2 separate regions of the Homo sapiens genome follow, and region 1 is linked to region 2. Evidence: chromatin loops called from intact Hi-C (ENCODE). Cell type or tissue: K562. All regions are shown on one strand. Links, peaks and the distances in the headings refer to the core of each region. The heading gives the core; the rest is flanking DNA.

Region 1 (11,129 bases), core at 1,959-9,958, 140 kb after region 2:
AAGGCTCAGCTTAGGACCCCCTAGAATGCACTGGGTTCTTTTTTGCAGTTAATCCCCTTCTAACTGGTGTGTTCTGCTCGCCACGCTGCATTGCAATTGTTTATTTATCTGCTGCCTCTTCTACTAAACTGGAAGTTATTTGAGGGCAGTAACAGTCTTGCCCAACCTTTCACCAGCACCTAGCACAGTGCCTGGCACATAGTAGGCCTACAGTAAATCAGGAATGGTTTGAAGAGCTGACCAGCCCATTATGGGGAAGTTGGCATCATTAACCTTGTGCTTTAAGAAATGGTGACTTAAAAAACAATTGTGGGGATAGGAAGGAGACAGCTGTGAGTAGTCAGCTTTAGGTATATTCTAACTAACCTAACAGCCTGGAAACCTGGTCTTTTGGGTTTACATCAGATATAGCACTTGAAAAAAAAAAGAAAAGAAAATATAGTCAACATTTTCAGCCACTCCAGTTATATCATTAATCAGACATTTTCATATTTTAACATCTCTAAAATTGAAATCAGATTTAACATCTCTTAAAACTGATGATGTACATCATTGATTGGTATATATCTTACAGTTATAATCAGTAGTGCTTTCTTCTTAGGAATAAAAAACAAAGGTATACATTATAATTGATGATTACATTTTTGTTAAATGCAGCAAAGCCAAGTTCAATTTCATTTAATTCAGCAAACTGTTGAGTGACTCCTATATGCCGAGTCCTAAGACAGGTGCTGGGGCATAAGATGAACAGATCATGGTCCCTGGCCTCTGAGTGCTGTCGCTGCTAGCTTGAGAATTTGAACCTTGGGGAGTACCTGAAGGTTTGTGTTCCTTCTGCTGGTCCCACAGCCGGTGAGATCTTTTGTGGCGTGAACAGGAAAGAGAAAAGTGTGGTCATAGAACATGGACATGGTGGGCAGGCAGGTCTGCATCTAAAATCCTGCTCTCCTCTCTGCCTTTGCAATGCTGGACACATTACATCCTCTGCTTTCTGATCTGTAAAATGGGAATAAGCCATACTTCAGAGTTGAGAGGATTAGACCAAGTAATGTCAAGCTCCTGGTCGCCACCTGACCCTCTGTAAAGTGTTCTGTCGCCAGGACTGCGGTGGTGATGATTACTGTTATTACTACTAACCTGCTGCCGTACCTCTGCTTTCTTATAGCCATGGAGCCCATCACCCAAGACAAACGTGTCTCTCAGGGCCATAACGGAGACCTATACTTCTCCAACGTGATGCTGCAGGACATGCAGACCGACTACAGTTGTAACGCCCGCTTCCACTTCACCCACACCATCCAGCAGAAGAACCCTTTCACCCTCAAGGTCCTCACCAGTAAGTGAAGGCCCCTGTCCCGGGGCTGGGGGCCAAAGAAAGAAGCCCACTGATCCCACCCAGCCCTAGGTACCTGAGTCTATAGGGGGAGACTTGTCCTTGAGGCTGACCTAGAAATCCTTCCAGCTCATGGTGCCTGAGCCACTTCAGCTGCTCTTAAACGATCTCTCTTGATTGTGAAACCTTGAGTTAAACTTGGTCCTACTCTAAGTCAATCCTCCTCAAATTCTGGTGGGAATCAGAATCACCTTAGAACCTGGCAGCGTACCCAGAACCAGCCTATCGTACCTCAACAGCCCTGAGCCTCTTTGTTCTTTATGAGCCCTCCAGGTAATTCAAGTGCACCCCAGAGTTTGAGAACCACTGCTTCCAGTGGTCATCTAGAACCCCTCTCCGGACACAGCTTGATTATTTCTTTTATTTCTTCTCATTGCTTGGTTATCTTTATTTGTATAAGAAACCCATAGCAGAAAATATGAAAATTAGTGGAGACACCAAAATAAATTTTATTTGATTCTGTAATATGTATATGCTGAACCATATGGAATCGCTATGTTTGTAAGTTGCAGGCTTATGTTTGAGTTTTATTTGTTTTCGTTTCTATTCCCTGATTCTGTTTGGCTGGTACAAAAGCAAATCAGCATTTCCCGACCCATTATAGTGTTGGTGGCTCTCCCTTGAGGAGAGAGAGAAGCTTAGTCAGAAATGTTCTTCTTGGCAAGGACGAGGCAGCCTAGAGCTTTTGCTGCAAAGTCTCAGCCCACTCAGGACGTTGGAAGTTGTCTATGTTGATGTACACCATGGATTTGTAACACGCCTTCCATAAAGGAGCCCCCCAAAAAACAGACCTTAGTCTGACTCATGCTGTGAGTGTTGTTTCTGATGCTCTGGACAGTGAGGATTGTTGGGGAGGCCAGTAGAGAGCACCATGTGGGTGCTGGCAGTTTGCAAAGGTCAGAAAAAATAGGCTGACCCTGGCTTCCTGGAGCCCCTGCAGAGGTGGTGAACAATGGCTCCCCGGGTGGGTGTGGGTCAGGAGAGGTTCAGGTGAGATCACTTCTCATTCAGGACAGGTAGGGGGTGTGACCATTATCGTTCTCTTCCTTCCTCCCTATCCCTGCTGATGGCAGAGGCTGGTGGTCCTGAGAGCCAACACAGCCCCATGCTCCATTTCCACCATGGCACAGAGGTGGATCCAAAAGGAAGCAGCTTCCTTTTCTCTTCCCCTTCTCATGTTTTTTTTTTTCTTTCACCTTTTCATTTTCTTCCTTTTTCTTTTTCACTTCCTTCTTTATTTCTCCTCCCTCTTTCTTTTTCTTTCTTCTTTTCCATCTCTCTGTTCTGTCTTGGAACTCCATTCTGCCCTCCTCTAATCATCGCCTCCTGCCTTGCAGTGTCCCCACACACTGATCTGTGTTGGTGCTGGGCTGCCAAAGGTGGTAGCCGGCAGGTTGCCTGACACCTGCAGCAAGCCCCTCGAGTTCCTGGCAGGGTGACCTGGCTTCACTCCAGTTGCTCCCCCGTCCCTGACTTTCTCATTCCTGACCCAAGCCCAGGGAGACCCCTTGGAGGAGAAAGTTGGTTTGTCTGCAGTGTCTCCTCAGTCCACATCAGGGTGACTGCCTGCCAGCTGGCTGGGCTGGGAAGGACAGTGTAGTCTGCCCAGGACCTCGGAGTGGCCTCAGCAGCCAGGACAGGACTAACAGCATTGGCAGGGGGAGGAGCAGGGATGTCAAGAACAAGATAACATGCTCGCTGAGCTGAGCCTGGACAGCCATCAGCATCACCACCAGGGCCCCTCTCTCCTTGCCCAGACGACGCTAGAAATCGGCCTGCTGCTTTTGGAACTGAGTCAGTTGACCTTCTGTCATCCTGGGCAGAGCCCATCACTGTCACACAGAGTAGAGCAGAGGCCAAGAGACTGAGGTGGTGAAGAGTCTTCCTCTGTAGAATTAACTAACTTCCTCTGCAGTTAGAGATTTAAACAACATGTAGAACTTGGACTTTCCAGAAACACTCTTCTCTACCAGAAGAAGTAAGGGATGTTTGTTAATTCTTCATTTCTAGGTCCTCTATTCCACTGAAAACTCTTTCCTCCGAATGGCGAGAGACCCCCTAGGTGATTGGAACAGAGCCCCATCAGCTTCCTGGAGTTCTCCCAGGGGCAGCTCTGGCTGGGAGCAAGTTCTGGGCATCTGAGCCAGCCCAGAATTGGGCACACTTGCTTAAAATAGCACAGTGGTGCTCTCTCTACTTTCCTGTCTGGAGAGGACACAGGCTTTCTCTTGTACCTTCAGAACCAGGTCTGGGGTGGGAGGCAAAGCAGTCAGGCAGGGGCAGCTTCAAAGGCCCTATTCTCACCAGGCACTCCTGTCACAGTTTGCCCATTTGGGAAGAAATAAATCTCATCATGTCCCATTTTTATTACCTGCATTGAAGGAAGTTGACAATGGTATGTAATGCAAAATACTGGGTAATCTGAAATCATTTTTAAAACCTGGGATGCAGTCAAAGATAAGCAGTGGAGTTGGGCTACAGAGCTGGGCCCGTCCCACTCTGCCTATGCTGTAACAGGTGCTGGGTGCCTCCTGATGCAATAAGAGGCAACTGTGGTAAGCGAGGAGGGTCCTCCCTAAGGCAGACACCAGGGCACACCCCTTCTTCCTCCAGTGTCTAAGTGACATTCTTGGAGCAGTCAAAGAAGTTTCCGTGAATTTCTCACATGTGCTCCAGAATTCACAAACCACGAGGTCAGTTCTGGGCGTGGGCTACTTCTCTGGAGAGAGATAGGTTACATTTCACCTGGTGATATGGGAGCATGAAGGAAGGGCCCTGTCATCTGTATGTGCCACCATCCACCCCCAGGAGAGGAACAGAGTTGCCTCCCAAGCCCAGCTGCAGCCCCCACCTGCCCTTGGGCCACCCCATCTCTTCGTTACATTGTGGATTTATTCCTGCCTTTAGCTCCAGATGGACCCAAGCAGACTTCCCAAACAGGCTGGGTCTTTACAACAAACCCCATCTTAAGAGAGAGTTCTGAATAATGAAAATCTTCCTACCAGGTGGCAAGCAGATTTGGGATGCAATGCAATGCCAGTCCCAGAAAAGGACTCTCATACTTCTTGCAACTAGTTGTAATGGGATTGGATCTGTCGACAAATATGCAAATGTTTTGGCAGAGCCCCTGTTGTCCCTCGAGCAGTTGGACCATGTTCTTGCCTCCTCAGGGCCATCTGCTTGGCTTCCAGTCAGCTGTATACCCCACCCCCTTTTAGTACTGTCACAATTTGAACCCAGTTGCTGGAAGGGACCAGAGGTAGAGAGGGAAAAGCTCCTTCAGGACGCTGGCGTGATGATGTGTCCTCTTCTGAAATGTCTTTCTCATTAAGGAGTAAATGCCCACGAGTTTGAATTACCTAACATTGGAACTGAAGCCACTGATCTTGCTCCATAAGGAATGTCTTCAATCCTGCATAGTCTAGAGAGCTTCGAACCTCCAGAACGTTCAGGAGGACTTTCCTAGTCTGAAATGTAGAACTCACAGCTTGCACTTTCTCCTGTCCCAAGCTCCAATTCTAAATTCTAAAGCCTGAACCTCAGGGATGTTCTCCCCACCTCACTGAACCTCTCCCGGCATCCTCACAAGGAGGGCTTTCTGCCAACAGAGACATCTCCAAGATCATAGTGGTGCCCACCTGGGCAGACTCCAGTGACACATGTTGCTGGGTGTGGCCAGGGCCCCTTGGCCCAACTCTTTTGGTCAATGACCTCCTCCCATTTACCACCAACCTCCTGCAGCTTAGCTTCTGCCCAGGCAGCACTTTGCTCTTCCCCGGAGCTCACTAACACTCCTTTCTCTTTAGCTGCTCCAAGAGCTAGCCTGACCCAGAGTCCTGGGAACTGAGGATTTTGATAAGAAGGAGTTGTTCAAAAGATGGCTACAGGACACCACTAATCCTTCTCTCATTTGTTTGAAAATATAGCAGGACCAATTAATTAAAGTTCAAACCTAATTTCTTTAATTTTAAAAAAACCATTACTGTATTATTGCCTTCTTTTGCAGGATTTAACCTTTTTTTCTCCTTTTGTGGGCTGTTTTGTGTTGCTTGTTCTTCACTGAGCGTATTGCCTTTCCAAATATGCCGTGTCTTTCCTTTGCAAAAGACCACTGCTGCCCTCCTCAGTTGTTTTTCTGGCTTTGCATTTGTTTTCTCTCCCCGTTTATGCCTCTGTGACTTCTCCGTGGCCTCCTGTTTGCTCACCCTCTTTTGTTTGTTACAGACCACCCTTATAATGACTCGTCCTTAAGAAACCACCCTGACATGTACAGTGGTGAGTCGCAGCGGTAACCTTGGGAGTAACCTTGCCTGTGCTAACCCCAGTTTGCCTAACTTGACTGATACCACGTCATTAACTCCTGCTGGGTGGCAGCTGGCCCAGCCAGGGTGCCAAGGTGACACCTCCAGAAGGCTGCCTGCCAGGAGGCAGTGTGGGGGTTTGAGGTGGCTCACCTGGTGGTGTGGTCTCCTCTAACAGGCATGCCTCAAGTTGCTGAATTCTCAACAAGTTGTTCAAACCAGGGTAGGACTTCAAAAGAACTTCTTGAAAAGCAGGAACTTTTACTGAAAAAGTAGAAGCTTAGGAATCAAGAATGGATGAAGGGAGACTATCTTAAAATAGGTGAGTTCCATAGTGAAGAGAAAACAGGAAGTCTGGTTCCTATTGGTAGTTGAAAGAACACAGAAAGCTTGTTAGTATGTTCAGTTAACTCTAGATAGGAATTGCCTGCTTTGTAATCTCACCTTAGTTACCGGGAGTACCATTTCACAGTGAGGTCCCGTGTCTCTTTAAAATCCATCTGGGCAATAGGAGTAAGAGTCCAGCTCTGAGTTCTCTTTCAAGATGAGTATAAATGAGGTGAAACCATCCACCGTACCCTCTCACCTAGGCCTCTCTCCTCCTTTGGTAGTATATGCAAATCAAATGCCCACCAGTCCACACTTGCGAGACATGGAACAATTACAATGAGGCATGGTTTTAACTCATGACACAGCTGGTTGCTCAGTCTGATTAATAGGGTAATTGGCTATTTCCACACCTGAGTTACCCCTCACCATGGCTCAAGAATGTCTTATTTTCCCTGAGCAGCCAGAGGCACCATCATTTGCTGGCTCTGGTGAGGCAGCTGGCCCCCATCATTAGTTATGCCTCAGAAGCTGAGGCTGCAGGTCCTCAAGGGACCTCACTGTGGGCTGAAACAGATAGGAAGTGTCTGCACTGTGATGTGCTAATACAAAGGATGATGAGTGACTGGAGAAGGGGATGGGATGAGGGAGCGCGAGCCAGGGAGAGAGGCAAAGGCTCTAACTTGGCACCAAGCAGCTAGAACCACACTGAGATCCTGCCAAAGAGATTCACTACCCAAGGAATCAGGGGACCTTTGTTGGATTCTAAGCATTGTTTGTTTTCAAGATAATGGGGCCAACTACTATTGTGTTAAGAGCCCCAGAGCCCTGGTATGGAATGGGCCTTGTTCTAAATCGGATTCCAGGTAATCTGTTATAGGAAGTATTCTGTAAGCCTGAGTGCATCAGAGCCAGAAGTTCCCTTAGAGACCATCTGGTCTAAGTTCCTCACTTTATGTAAGATAAGCCATACAGGGGAACGTACACATAGAGTTGTTTTATCAATGGAATAAGTTTGAGTGATTCCAGTCACTTAAACCAGTTTGTGACCATTGATCAAACTATTATTGCAAGAGAATGAGTGGGACTTATGAGATCCATCCAGGACTATGAAACAAGCAAAGCTTACAAGAGTTTACCTGGAGATTGACCCCTTGTCCTCAATCCAGGGTAGGACGGAGCTGACCCAAGTATGAAGCTGCTGGAAAGGATATAAAGTCAAAGGGAGACACATTTTGAACAAAAGACAACTAGGCTGATGCTTCTAGCAAGAAATCAAAGGGAAATGGAAGGAAGGAGGATGACTTCTTTCTGGAGTGCAGGCATCTGGACAGAGAGACTTGATGAAAAGTGCCCAGGGCATCTGTCTGTTTGGCTCTGAAATATGGCACGTCTCTTTTGTAGCAGGAGGGCCACCCCATACTTCTATTTTGTTTTAGTGATTTCTAGAGTGGATTGGTATCCTCTGAACACTGCTAGGTGCCCCCTGACCTGCTGAGTGGCAGGAGAATCTGGTCTGAGATTGTAACTTGCCGCTTAGGATTCAGCCAGGTGAGGAGACCAAGTGGTTAAGAGTGTGTGCTCTGAGGTAGACTGCCTTGAATTAAATCCAGGGTCCGGGACATACCATTGAGTGATGCTGAGTAAGTCATTTAGTGTCTCAGAACTTTAATGTTCTCATTTGCCAAATGGATGTATTACCTGTCTCATAGGATTGTTGTGAAGATTAAACAGGAGAATGTGCTTATGGTTCCTAGTATGTGTTGGGCACATTCTCGATACTTAACAAGTGTTACCCATTACTGGTTTTAAAGGGAATGGTTTAGTGTTGACTGTATCCTGGATAGTTCTTCTATGCTTCTGAAATTAAGAAGGACAGACAGAACTTAAAGAGAAGCCAAGGGGCAAAAAGCAGGTGCAATTATAGGAAGAAAGTACCATAGAGGGAGAAATTGTAGGGCAGACCAGAGAAACAAAAGCTGTTCAAATCCTCAGCTGTGCTGAGAACTGCATAAGAAGAAAAGCTCCAACTACTGCATATGAGGTTTGGGTTAAACTTACAGGAGAAATTTCCTGGTACTGAAAGGTATCAAATATTACTAGACAAAGAGTTTTTCCTATCTTCTGGGGTTGTTTGGTCAGCCATTCCTAGAGCAAGAGAGGTGAATGAGATGCCAAGAATCTGGCCCCATGAGTCTCTGGTTCTCAGTTCTGAGAATCGAAAGCAGCAAAGTGGTCTGGATGAGGGATACAGATGCCCCTAAAAGCTGTTTTTGGTAGAGGTCCTCAGATACGTCTGATTCATTGAACTTTCTTGTCCTGCTAACACATAGCACTTGACAGAGGGGGGCAACTAAGGTTGTCAGGAGTCTTGATGTTTCCTCAAAAGAGATGATCAAGAGGCATTTATCGTTGGACCTTTAAGGCCAACATGGTTGAGGCATTGTCATCTCCTGTTGTCTGCTAGCTGACCATATTTCCCCAGAAACCCATGGACCCACTCTGAGCCACAGCTTACGAGAGCAGGAGAGGACTGACTGTCCCTGGGCAAGAAGTCAAATGAGCTGGCGAGGGAAGCTCTTCCTGAATCCACACAGATATGAGCTTTAGCGTATGGACTCTGAGTTTGATCAGGCATTAGGTCAGACCCCACTCTGAAGATCAGGGCGAATAACCAATACTCTCCAGGGATCCCTGCCTCCATGATGAAAGAGGGTGTCCCATGATAAGATGAGACAGTCATCTGCCACCATTTAGAGTTTCATCTAGTAATCACTGTTGTCTTAGAGTCTTCCTGTCTCTACTTCTCCAGGGAAGGAAATTAGGCACCCTCTTTGAGAACAGTGGCTCTCAAAGCCACCAGCTCTAGTATCCTTCCTAGATTTTCATATGAGTTCCTCCTGCTGCAATTGACTGCATTTCTTCATAACCTTTCCTTTAGGGCCAGCCATCTCATTCCTTAATGATATTATGTCCCCCAAATCTTCTTCAAGTTTTCCATGCCTTTAAGAATCCAACTGAGGTGCCTTTAGAGCTGCTGAATTCCCTCCTCAGCTTCTTTTTCTCCACCTTGGGCCCGAGTTTTTTTTAATAGCCACTGAGGAGAGGTGGGATCTTAGCTGAGACAGTGAGAATAGTAAAACATAGTGGAAGAGTTTCACCAGAGCAGCTCACTAAGACAGAAATATCTTTCTCCTTTACCTCTTTTGCCCTTGCATTTTCTTTGGTTTGAATAAGAAAGATATTCCTGAAGCTGACTGTCAGAAGTAGGAACAAGTGGGATGCCCATCTTTAGACAGAGAGGCAATGTAGAGTGGGTGGAAAGCACACGTTTTTGGTGCTAAATGGCACAGAATCCAAAACATAACTAGCTTGGAACCTTGGGCAAGTCTGTTGACTTCACTGAGCCTCAGTTGCCTCTGCTGAAAATGGGGATACAACCCTCCAGGTTTGCTGTGAGGATTAAGCATAAATGGTGGTGTGGATGGAGCTGTCAGCACAGTGCATGGTCCCTAGCAAACGTTCACTGAATGGTGGCCCTGATTATGACCTCCAACTTTTAGGATGCTCTTCTCTTTTTTTGAACTTTGGCTTGTTTCCAGTAGCTTCTCCTTCTTTAGGATAATTCTATTGTTGCTAGCCCACATCCTACAAATGCAATATTGCTGTAACCTCTTTATAGTCACAGCTACAGTGTGTCAAGGCACCCACAGCAGAACTCTGTGCTAAATTTTCCTCCTTCCCATCATTATTGCTTTGCTGGGTTGTGCGTGCTGGTGGTGTCGCGCGTTATGGTGTAAATTAAACGTCCATAGGGTCACAGATTGGTTTCTGCAGATTTCCTCCCAGTGTGGAAGGAGTATGACGACTTAGCTGGGACCTACCTCTTCCACAGAATCCCAGGGTTCCCAGCTCTTGACGGATTCACCAACCTGACAACAGAGCCTTCTGCCCTAGAATCTCCTTTCCTCATAGTGCCCATGTGTCTTGGTTGTTTTGGTGATTCCGTGATGGTGGGTGGGAGGAAGCTGTTGGTGTCAGGCTTCCTTGGTGCTGAGAATTGGATGCTACAAGAGTTATAGACATAGATGATAACCAATTAACCACATAATGGATTAACCCCTTCAGTAGTCACTGTTGTAATGTGTGTGCTGGTGGGACAGATGAGGCATCTACAGAAAGAGAAATAATATGGGTTAAACTGCTGCCTTATTTTTTGTTCTCTTCTTCCCCTCCAATCCATTCACCTTATAAACCTTCATTGAGCATTTGCTGTATGCCGTGTATTGTATCATCAGCCTCGTTACCCTCTGCATATGTTTCATCCTTTCTTCTTTTGACAAAAAGATAAAATAGAAGCAAACTCTATGAATTGCACTCCACCAGTGCCGAGGGAGAGAGTTGAGTGCCCCAGAACAGGAGCCCCGCCGGTGCAGCCAGGCCCCAGCAAACCCAGCAAGCTCCTTTAGGAAGCACCAGTTACATCTGGATAAAGTTCCCCCGCACTCTCTCCTCACGCTACCAGCACCGATTAAACCCTGGATAAGTGTCTTCATCCTCACCCCAGGTGTCTCTGAGGCCTCCCAGCTCCTGGCAGCTCTGCCTCCCCTCCACCTTTCCCTTGTCCTGCTGAGTCTAAGACCCCATTAAACCCATGGGTGGGCTCAGCTTCTATTTTTGTTTTTAGCCATTCCTATGTACGATCGTACACCTTGGCCAGGGGGTACTTCCTCCAGTTTCCCTTTTGCCTTGGGGTTTCTGGATGGAAAATTCTCGTTCTTTTCCCTTCCATCTTACCCATTCCCCTAGAGCTATACAAAGAGCTCTGGGGGAAGAGGTGAGGCTCGGGGAAGGTGGAATTCACTCTGTCATGGGTGGGCCCATGCTGGCACAACCCTTCTACAGGGAAACAGCCATCCTGAAAATGCCAATCTCTGTGAGCCACCTGGCCTTCAAGACCTGCATGAATCTCATTGATTTCAGACCCATGACTGTTCCGGCCTAGTTGCATTATAGATCATCACCTCCTCCAACTTGGCGGCCACTTTTCTCCCACCCCCTCCCCGAGCAGCTCACATGTAATTACTACTCTCCTCCCCAGCTGTCTT
Region 2 (11,129 bases), core at 1,471-9,470:
ACTTGCTACAAAGTGAAGGCGAAGTCTCCTTTCCTTTTCCCCAGCTGGGTGGGTCTGGCCCAGTGCAGGAGACATCCTTAACCATTTGGACTTAACAGTTTCTTTAACAGAATAAAATAATAACCCACAGGAAGTGAAAAAGACCCTCAAGGTACAGGGACCACATTTTCCTGATAGAAAGCTGAGGTACTTCTGGTAGGTAATAGCTTAAAAAAAGAAAACTGAGACACTTTCTGTGACAAAAGATTTTCAGACATTTGCTATGTGCAAGAAGCAGTGTCAGAAAGACAATTTAGAGGCTGAAATGTTGCAATGGATAGGACATTTCCATGGTTTATTGAAAACAACAGAAAGACCATCATAAATCTTACCTTATCCAGAAAAATCAGTGGTTGCCATGATGGAGACCTTCTGTGGTTGCTACGTGAAGACAAATATTTTCTTTGGCTATATTTCAATAGCCAGCATGGTTATTTCTGTCTAATATGTTTATTTCTCCAGGAAATAATTCTAGCCAAGTAATGTCCATTTCAAGAAGGGAAACAGACACTAGTTTTTAGGCTGTGAGGACGTCAAACCTCTTTGTATTTCCCTTCTTCGGTCTGTTCATTCTCTCTATATTTGATGATACCTACGCATAGTCTGTTTACTTCATTTGACCCATATTTACTCATCGAGAGGCCATTCTTTACAATGTGTTTTCAGATGTTCTCATGCCTGTCTTAGACTATAAATGTCTGTGTAATTCTTTGATCAGCAGCTAGCACAGCAGCGGTCACAGTACTGCACACAGAGAGGTCCTTCATTCATACAGGCCCACTCTGAACAGTTGTGCAGGTCACGCACTGCATAACTTCAGCTGGGCCCATCATAATGTAGTCCAGTGCTGTTCAATAGAACTTTCTGCAATTATAGCAATGTTCTTTAATCTGTGTCATTTAATACAGTGGCCGCTAGGCACATGCAGCTCTTGTACACTTATAATGTGGTTAGTGTGACTGAAGAGCTGAATTTTTAATTTTAGTTAAATTTAAATAGTCACATGCGGCTAGTGGCTACTGTCATTGGATAGCACTGTCTATATTCATAGCAGCTCTGCTTTTATTCATACTTTTATTTATCATGCACTCATCCATAGCTTCAGCTATGAGCAGTGTATAGTGCTGGACCCTGTAGATACAATGAGAGGAAGATGGTCCCTGTTCTAGGAAACTTCCAGTTGGAAACGCAGTGCAGTAAGTGCTATGAGGGAAGCCCTTACTGTGTACACTGCTGCACAGATGAGAGGCTGAGTCTGGCAGAGGAAGAGTTTTTTGTTTTGTTTTGTTTTGTTTTTCACACCAGAGATGTTTAAGCTGAGTCTTCAGAAAGGAGTACATCACAAAGACAAAGTGAGTAAGGGCTTTCCGGAAAAGAGATTGTTTTAATATATTTTGTTTTGGGTTTTTTTTTTTTTTTTTTTTTTTAAGGACCAGAATGTCTCACTGTGTTGCCCAGGCTGGAGTGCAGTAGCTATTCACAAAAATGGTCATTGCACAATGAAGCCTCCAATACCTGGGGTCAAGCAATCCTCCCACCTCACCCTCTCAAGTAGCTGGGACTGTAGGCATGCGCCACCGCACCAGGCTTTTAATATGTTTTAACCATTTGATTAAGATGAAATGAATGCCTTTGTGGTTAGCTGGGCACAATCACTCTCAAGACTATTAACACAAATACGTTTGCAAGACAACTGCAAAAGGAAAAGCTCTTTTGATAAAGGTTTTCTAAATTCCAGGGTTCCCACCTGGGGAGGGACCATATTTCCCTGTCTAGGGACAGGATTATGAAGCAACCCACCTAGAAGACCAGTCCTCAAAGTCCTCCAGAAAGACAAGGTTTCATATGTTTATAGAGAGAGTTTGCAGTTGGGCTTTTCTTGCTGGTTGGCTCATTAGAAGTAAGAGAGAGAGAAATAGCTTATTTTACTACTATTGTTAATAAACAGGTATAGGCCTGATATGGTTTGGATCTGTGTTCCCACCCAAATCTCATGTCAAATTGTAATCCTCAATGTTTTAGGTGGGGCCTGGTGGGAGGGGATTAGATCATGAGAGTGGTTTCTCATGGTTTAACATCATCCTCCTTGGTGCTGTCATCGCGATAGTGAGATCTGGTTATTTAAAAGTATGTGGCACCTCCCCTTCACCTCTCTTCCTCCTGCTCTGGCCATGTGAAGATGCCTGCCCTTCTGCCATCAGTAAAATTCCCTGAGGCCTCCCCAGAAGCTGATACTGCCATGCTTCCTATACCACCTGAAGAACCATGAGCCAACTAAACCTCTTTTCTTTGTAAATTACCCAGTCTCAGGTATTTCTTTATAGCAATGACAGAACAGACTAATACAAGGCCTTTCATCATGGTAGAGAAAGACTCCAAAAATCCTACTCTTTCTAATATATTTATGCAGGTGAAATTCAAAGGTAGTCTTTAAAGGTGGAAACATGCTCTGTATAAAAGCAGACGGTGGGGCAGTTCCACCCTTTGCCTCCCTCACTCTTGGAGCAGGGACAGGTCTGATACCCAGGCCTAGAGTCAAGGCTGGTTAATGGCTATTCCAAAGCTTCTCTCTCCTCCTCTCTAACTTCCCCATTCACTGCCCCATCTCTCAAATTCCATTCCAGGAATGGAATTTCACCTACGTACAGTGGAAGACTAATTCTATGTAGCTTGGGGAGGTCTCTGCATCTGGAAGGTAAAAGCTCTAACACATGCACATTTCCAAGTGACTTCATAAACTGAGCTCTATGGCTGGCCCTTGGCAGTGGTGGGCAAGAGGCAACTCCCAAGGAGATTTTTATTTTTTAATTTCAAAGCGGGAAGTAAGAGAGCAGATGGAAAGATGCTCTCCAGCTTGGAGTTGGGCTGAGTGCTTCCTTTCCTTTGGCTACTCCCCAGCATGGGGGGAAGAAAATTCTAGGCACTTGAGAATGTGACAGGTGTTGGGGGGTGATGAGGACCTGCAGACAGCATGGGGTCTCCACATCTGCCACTGCTTTGGATCACCAGCATGTGTGCACTGGCCAAATGGGAGAAGGACCAGAGCCCTGTTCCTGGATCCCTCCCTCCTTCCCTTAATGCTGTGTGCAAATTGGGATGCAACTTTCCCCCTTGGCCTAGGGAGAGACTAGAAGATGCTGAGGGAGAGATGAGATAAGAGATCAAAGAGTCTAGTAGCTTCTTGGGGGACCTATGGGAAATTCCTAGTGGTTTTTCCCATTGGCTTTCACTGCACCTGTCTTCCTGCCCTCCTGCATTATGGGGGGGGCCTATATTCCTGGAACTTTCTAAAATTTGCCCCTCTACATTCCTTCTGAACATGCTACTCTGCTTGCTTTTCTGCATCCTCATCCACCTGCTTTGCTAGAGCTCAGCATGACTATCACTCTGCTCTTGTTCTTCCTCATGATAGTGACACAGGATTGTTCCCTTGACCCCCTTTGTGGGCAGGAACTGGAGTGGCTCATTTCACTCAGCCTGCTGATGGCCACTCCTGGCAGAAGGGAGTGTGTGAGTGAGTGCGGGAACCAGAGTGAACGAATGCTAGAACTAGCCGGTCACTCCTCTCTGGTGGGAGCAAGCTCTGTGTGGGCCCTGCAGCAGCATCCAAGTGTGTTGCAATGGATGCTCTTTCAGCTCTGCTGTCCAGAGATGGCCAAGTGTCAGTCAGCTCAGTGGAAGGTCAGGGTGGCAGCCCCTGCCCTCTCAGCACCCGGGTTCTTGTCCAGTGTCCAGGAAGAATCAGGTCACATGAACTGTTTGAAAGGTGATGAGTGTGGAAGACTTTATTGAGTGGTGGTTGGCTCTCAGTGGAAAGGGAGCCTGGAAAGGGGATGGGAAGGTAATCTTTCTCTGAAGCCTGGCTGTCTCCATCTGGGCCCCTCTCTGAAGCCACACTGCCTGAAATTAGCCATGTCTATCCACAGTCTCTGATGTTCAGTTGCTTCTCTGCTCACTGCTCAGCCACTTGTCTCCTTGCCACTCAGCCACTTGTGTTTCTCTGCCAGCTAAAGTCTTTTATGGGCAAGGGATAGGGGCAGGGCAGGCCAAAAAGGCAACATTTGGGAGGAAAAGTGGGGTCAGCTATATCCACTTAGGGCCACAGTTCCAGGCTTAAGGGTGGGGTTTAGCCGGGAGCCCAGCCCTTTTGTATCAGTGGCAGAGTTTCTGTCCTTTGGCACTTGTTATACAATAGGTCGGCGTAAGGGAGTGTTGTGCAGTGGGAGAGGGTACACCCTGGAGACTCTAAGATCTTTGTCCAACTCCCAATTCCACCACTTACCATCTACAGAGTTAGGAAGCAGTCCCTGAGACCATTCTTACTTCTGACCAATTGCAAGCTCAAGCATTCCCAAGACCCCTCTTAGGTCAGTAATTTATTAGAAGGACTCATAGAACTGAGAGCTCATAGGCTCATAATGGTGGTTTATTACAATAAAAGGATACAGATTAGAATTAGCCAAAAGAAGAGACAGGTCAAGCAGAGTCCAGGAGAGTTGCATGTGCAGAGATCGCAGTTATTCTCTCTTGATGAAGCTGAGGACAGTGCTAAAGTCTCCCAGGAACAATGTGTGACACTGCATGCAAAATATTGCTAATCAGGGAAGTTCTTCCAATCCTTAGTGTCCAGGGATTTTATTGGGGCTCAGTCATGTAGTCATGGCTGACCATCCAAGTGGTTGACCTTAGTTTCTAGCCCCTCTGGAGGTTGAGCCGATGCATGCCCAAAGACCCCACCATCCATCATTGTTAGTATAGACTACCTGGTTTTGCCCAAGACCCCCAGGTAGATAAAGATACTCTTATCAGGTGAGATAACCAAGGACTCAGAGATGACCTCCCAGGAGCCAAGGACAAAAGTCAGATCTCTCTAGGGGCAAAGCTAACACTGTACCACACCCCATCTGTGTGATGCTGTACTCTTATTAACCTCACTGGGCATCTATTTCCTCATCAGTAAATTGGGGACAATGATCCCCACCTCACTGGGGTTTCTGAGGAATGAGTAACATAATATATGCAAAAGGCCTAGTATGTGAAAGGCTTCAACAAAAATTAGGTCCTTCCTAGTAAGCTTAAGGGCCTTTGCTCTTATCTTCTAAACTAGCCCAGGGCATTATTCCCTCTTTCCTCTTCTTCCCACCCTGTCTCCCAATTTGCTTTCCCTTTTCCCCCAGAAAAGGATAATACCTTTATTCCCTGTATGTCATTATTAACTTGCTTTTTAAAAAACAAATGTGTGTGTGTTATCATTGTTATAATTTTTAAAACTGTGCTATTGCATGGATTATTACAATGGATGTAATCATTGTCCTCTTGAGCCGCACTGAGTATCCTTGTGCATACACATCTTTGTGGATTGGGCCAGTGATTCTGCAGGCTGGATTCTTTGAGGTGGCATTGATGGGTCAAGGGTGTCATTAAAGTCTTGATGGTACTGCTGTATTGCTCTCCCAAAAAGGCCATACCAAGTTAAACCTCCACCAATGATGCACGAATCTGCCAGTTTCCCCACACTTCCTAGGGACCAGTGTGGAAGAGGATGGCTTCAAGTGCCCGAGACTCATACCTGGGGCTTTCTCTTGGTCTGAGCCCAGGATGAGGCAGGGCTTATGGAATTTCATTGGGAGGAATGAAACACTAGGGAATGTGAAAATCCTGTGACTTGCCATTCACCATGACAGAGGACACAGTGAGTGAGGTTTCAGGTCTGGGTTGAAAGTCCATGCTTGCTGAGGGTTCCAGCCAGAACTAGAGGTGCAAACCCAGGGAAGAAAAAGAAGCAGGAAGGCCAGATAAATGTCAGGAAAGAAAAAGAGCAACCACTTTCTGCCCTCGGTCCTGAGTGAGTCTGTTCCTGACACAGCAGCAGAACAGCCTGCAAGGTGCGTAGGCTCTTCTTAGTCCCCAGAGTCCATCACCAGCAGGGGGTGCCTCTCCCTCCATCAGGACTTGCCTGCAGCTCTGGGACACCACCGAGGCCAAGGAAACACCTTCACCCTCAGGGCCTCTGGGGGTCACCATGCTCCCTTTAGGCCCACACTTAATTTCTTTATACTAAGGCCATGAAACTTGAGTCCCAGTTCAGTTTCAACCACCAAACCACTGTGTGGGGTCCATCTCTCTAGACCTTCGTGTATTTGCTGTTTAAAAGTAATGAAGAAAGGGGAGGGAAGGCTGAACAATAATTAACATTTGTAAAGAACAGTTTGGTTCAGTACCTTATCTCATTGATGCTCACTCTATGCCCATTTTACAGATGGGAAAAAGAAGACTTAGAGAGGTTAAGTGAACTGCCCAAGTTTACCCTGCTGGTAAGCCAGGACTTTCTTGGCAAATCCTGTGATCCTTCAACTTGACCATATTAGAAGATTCTAGTATTGGTGAAATCTAAAACTTGTAGGGCCCATCTTAAAATAGCAAAGTAGTTTTAACTAGGCACTGTCAGATGCATCTGGGCTTTGAATTATTACTTGGGCAGGTTCCTTGAACTTTGGTGTTCTCATCCAGAATAAAAGACAGTGGTGCCAGGGTAGGAGCTATGAGCACAGAGAAAGTAGCCCTTGAATGGGGCCACAGAGGGATGCTGCAGGGGACTGTAGTTTTGGATGAGGAGCTGAACTAGAAGCTTCCAAGTGCTCTTCCAAGACAAAGATTCTATGATTCCCTAACTGGGATCTTTCCACTGTTTCAGGTGATAATTCTGAGCTCAGATCCTGTGCACAGAACCTAATGCAGTCTTCGTGTCAGAGCTAGAAGAGACCTTGGGCGACCACCCAATCAACTTTTCATGGTTCAGTTGTGGAAACTGATGTCCACAGATAAATGTCTTGCTATCATGTCAGATAGTTCTCCAGCCACGACTGAGGCCTGAGTCCCCCTAGGGCAGAGGAAATCTCCCATTTCTAAAAGAAAGCCCCGCACTGTTCATAGCAGTCACAACCTCTCTCACATCCCTGAATCAGGATCCAACGACTTGCCAATCAACAAATGTTGCTGGAGAGTTTACCACAAACAAGTCTCTGTGCTAGGCCCTGAGAACACAAGCTGTCCGGCAACTTCCTGCTCCCTAAAGTCACAGTCTATGGTGGAGGTGCAAACAAGCGATCCTGTTGGGGCTTCAGGGTACTTCCTCCTGTGTGCTTTGCACGTAGTAGGTGCTCAGCGAACGGAAACGGGGAGACTAGTTATCACTCTCCAGGCAAGCCCGCAAAGAGGCCTCAGGTGAAAAGAGAAAGGAGGATTTTTTTTTCCGGCCCTGGCTCTGCGCACCGCTCCCCAGCGCGCCAGGCGGGGCTGCGTCCGGAGCATCCTTCCCTCCGCCTCTGTCCTGGTCCCCGCTCAGCGGCCGCTAGGAGCGCGAAGGGAGGGGCGCGGGGGCGCGCACGCAGGGTGTCGGGGGCGCGCCGGCCGCCCGGGGACGCGCACGGGCTGGTCTCTGCCCTAATGCGGCGGCTGGCGGCGAGAGGCGCTGCAGGGGACGCGGGGGAAGTGGCGGCGCCGGCAGCGGACAGCTCGGACAGCGCCCAGGGCCGGAGCCCGAGCCCTTGGAGGTAGGCGAGCGCGAACACCGGAGAGATGGGGGTAGAGAGTCATGGAAACCCACCTAGCGACACCCCCTTGTTCCCGCCCTCGTCTGTCTCCATCCCCTGACCTGCCCCCTCCCCCTCCGTCCACATTCCCATCCCTTCCCCTCTCCACACTGTCACCTGCCCCGAATCCATCCGATTCTGTTCGTATGCCCACCCCGTCCCCGTCCAGCTCCCAGCCCCCTGCCCACCCCAACACCCTTTCTATCTCGTTGGCCGCGTCCCCTCCCCCTTCCCGCATCCTCAACCCTTTCCCTTTCCTCTCTGTCCCCGCCTCATCCGTGAGCCCTGCCTGCCCTTGTACTTCTGTTTACCTCGACACCCCACTTTGGATGACCCCATGCCTCCTGTATTTCCTACCGCACACATCAGCCCCTTCTTGCCTCCCCTATTCTCTTCCCCATCTCATGCCCCTACCAGTTGGTGTCCTGTCTCTCCATTTGCTCCCTCAGTTTCTGTCCTCCCCTGGTTCCCCCTTGCACGCCCTGTCCCAGCCCCTTCCCAGCTGCCTCTTGGTGTCCTCCTGCATCACAGTCCCTCTCAAGAACCCCGCCTTCTCCCCCCTTTGGCTGTTAGCTGGCCTGACACCCGTCACCTTCCCTAGCTGCCCTTCCTGGTGCTGTGTGGAGCCATACAGCCTGTACCCAGCCCTCCCTCAGTGGCCTCTGGACCCCCCTTCCCTGGGTGGGGATCTTGGTTGTGGAATATAACCCCTTTCTGCATGTTCGATCCTATTTGTGGCTTGGGGAAGAATGCTGGGGGTTAGTAGGCCTCTCTCTTATGTTCCTCTCCAGCCATGCAGCCACTCTACTCCTCTAGCTGTTCAGGTTTGTTTCCTAGATGGATTGGGGGAGGGGGTGCTAGGCATTGGGAAACTAGGATGGGGAAGGGGCAGGGTCCAGGGGAATGACTGAGCAGACTCCTCCTGGGGCTTGGCCTGAGCCCTGATGTAAAGGCCTGGATGAGGAGCCCTGCTGGAGGGCTGGATAATTTTGGATTTTAGAAAAGATTCTGCTTCAGCCTCCAAGTCAGCACTTTGGCATCTGGAGCTGTCATGAGTGTGGCCCATGGGCTGGGCCAAGAGTGGGCAGAGTGCTGAATCACCTAGAATCTGGTCCCCATGGCAGCCCCCATCCTGTCCTGAGCCAGGTTCTGCTCCTGACTCCTTCCTTGGCATTTTGGCATGGGGTGTGTGTGTGTGTGTGTGTGTGTGTGTGTGTGTGTGTGTTGAGCAGAGATGCCTCATCCCTCAGTGTGGGGGAGAGGACAACAATACCCCTTTTCTGCCTGCCTGTGTCCCTGGCATGAGGGCCTAGTGCGTCTCATCTACCCTTGGAAATGTGCTGGGCCCTGCTGGGCCTCAGTCAAATCTCCAGCAAGGCAAGGGCAAGCCACAGGGCTTTGAGACCTGGTTGGACAGGAGTTTAATTGTTTGTGTGGAGCCAAAGCCAGCCTCAGAGCCCACAGAACTTAAAGCAATAGGAGAATAGCCCAGGGAAAATGTGTGTGAAGAGTGGAAGCCTCTGGGGATAGGGGCCATACCAGCTGTGAGGTGGGGGCAGTGGAGGAAGGCAGGCAGAGATCTATCCTCCTTCTGGTTTGGGGATGATTGGATGTGGTGGAATTGCATTGCAGGAAGAATTGAAGGAGATGGGGGCCTGCTACGCAGCTAATACATTTCACCTTTTGTCTTGACTGAGCTGGCACTTCGGAGGGAGTAATTTCTCCCCTTGTCTTTGGATTCAACTGAAGGGGTGTGTTGTGTGTGTTGTGATGTGTGTGTGTGTTGTGATGTGTGTGTGTGTTGTGATGTGTGTGTGTGTTGTGTGATGTGTGTATAGAGAGAGAGAGAGAGAGAGAATTATGCCAGTAAGGAAAGAGACTCACTCCCACTTAGCCCCAGAAATTGTGGTTGCCACTGTGGAACAGGGAATGGCAGCCCGATTCCTGTCTTAGGGGCTTAGACGAAACCCAGAGGCTTAAATTGAGGCGTTAAGAGCGAATTGCAGACAGACTCTGTCCCTTCTCTGCAAGGCTTTCACTTTAGGAATCCAAGTGACTGGACTCCTTCAGCTCCTGTGCAGTAAACTCTGAATGGGCCTCAGGCAGTGCCTGGCAAGGGGATGTGCTGCTGGGGGCACTGGCTGCACCTTGCTTTGTCACCCTTCTCCGTCGCCTCTCCAGCGTGAGAGGGGGTGGGGCTGGAAGCTTTCCCTGGCATCAGTGCCTAAGGGCTGCCAGCTTTTCCTGGTACAGGGAGAAAGCATTACCTGCAGCCGTTGTTGAGAGCTGATTGGATTAAGGTCCTGATGTTGAAATGCTTGACTGGAGCTCAGGTGAAGTGGGGGATTCTAATAACAGTGTACATATTTCCCAGTTTTGTGCAATGAATTTCACCCCTCACCCCCTTGTTTGGCATCAGAAAGAGTACGGAGAAATAAACCAAGGCACACGGAGGGAGAAGCCAGCTCCCCAGAGAGCTGGAGCAAGACCTTCCAATTGTACCTAGCCAGCTCCCTGTGGGCTGAACTGGCTGCGCTCACAAGGGCTGGTTCTTTTAAGGCACACATTGAAGAGGTGGCTGAGAGCTGGGGGTGGGGTTCTGGCTTTGCATTTCTGGGGTGGGTGGGCCAGAGGAGGGTCTGATTTCTGTGGTGAGTGAGAGACAGGATGCCAAGGCTCTGATCAGTATATTGCAACTTGTTTCCTACCTCTGGCTCCACTCTTCTCCCTCAGGCTTTTTTGGAGGCCAGAGGCACCCTGAGATCTTCAAGACCATGGAGGAGCTGGAGTGTGAGAATCATCCCTTTGTCTTTAGAAAAAGAAATTCTTAGGAAATCAGAGAGGGGGAAGCAGAAAAATTCAGTTCTCAGTCTGTTTGCCTGGGGTGATGTTTGGGGTGGGGAGGGGAGAAGTGAGAGGAACGTAAGGCCGGTTTCATACTTACTCATTTAACAAAGATCCATTAAGCCCTACGGTGTGCTGCTCTGCTAGGTGCTGAGACCATAGAGATGAAAAGTAAGCTAGGGTCCAATCTCTCCGAGCTCCTGGGCAATGGAAGAGGAAGACAGGTGATCAGACAAATAACAGATAAGCTTGAGCAAGAGCATCCGGATAGGGATGTTACACAGCGGGATCTTTAATTCCAGTGGTATCAGCACCCTGCTCTCCACAGCTATGAAGAGGGCTTGGCTGATGCTATCCGGAATGGTAGCTCAGGGCTGACCCTGAAGTTGACTCTCAGGAAAAGGGTAGGGGACAAGATGAGGTTCAAGGTGTTGTCAGATCCCCAGCTTGAAGGGCTAGAGGGGTAATGTTCTGTGTGAACACCTGTGTGAACAAGGTGAACCCGGCTAGATGTGGCTAGAACCTGATAGGGGAATACCCAAAGGGAGCTCTGTGATGAGGTCGAGGCTGCTTAACTCTCCCAATCCCATCTTCTAAGCTCTTGTATTTTAGGGGTAAAGTGTGGCTGGATATGCTTAGAATGTCAGTGAGTCA

What was found. Hi-C counts contacts between places; a loop is a spot of excess contacts. Peaks named below come from ENCODE experiments on the same cell type or tissue, not always from the same donor. Only the 100,000 strongest peaks of a DNase experiment are listed, where the experiment ranks them.
Region 1: a loop joins it to region 2, with 4 times the contacts of the local background. A loop is called at or near these places in 7 of 110 quality-filtered maps.

What each region holds. Positions count from the first base shown.
Region 1 is chr1:204,956,491-204,967,619 of GRCh38, forward strand. It overlaps NFASC (neurofascin), which reads left to right. Exons shown (of 30, transcript NM_001005388.3): 8 at 1,166-1,336. Among named protein-coding and RNA genes, the nearest start is that of CNTN2, 81 kb to the right of the region's middle. In K562, for the core only: a CTCF peak has its summit at 5,517; no DNase peak of the experiment used is centred there; H3K27me3 peaks cover 3,738 bases.
Region 2 is chr1:204,821,191-204,832,319 of GRCh38, forward strand. NFASC (neurofascin) reads left to right here and starts at 7,462. Exons shown (of 30, transcript NM_001005388.3): 1 at 7,462-7,592. In K562, for the core only: a CTCF peak has its summit at 5,971 (motif pointing right); DNase peaks (open chromatin) are centred at 5,991 and 7,431; H3K27me3 peaks cover 2,296 bases.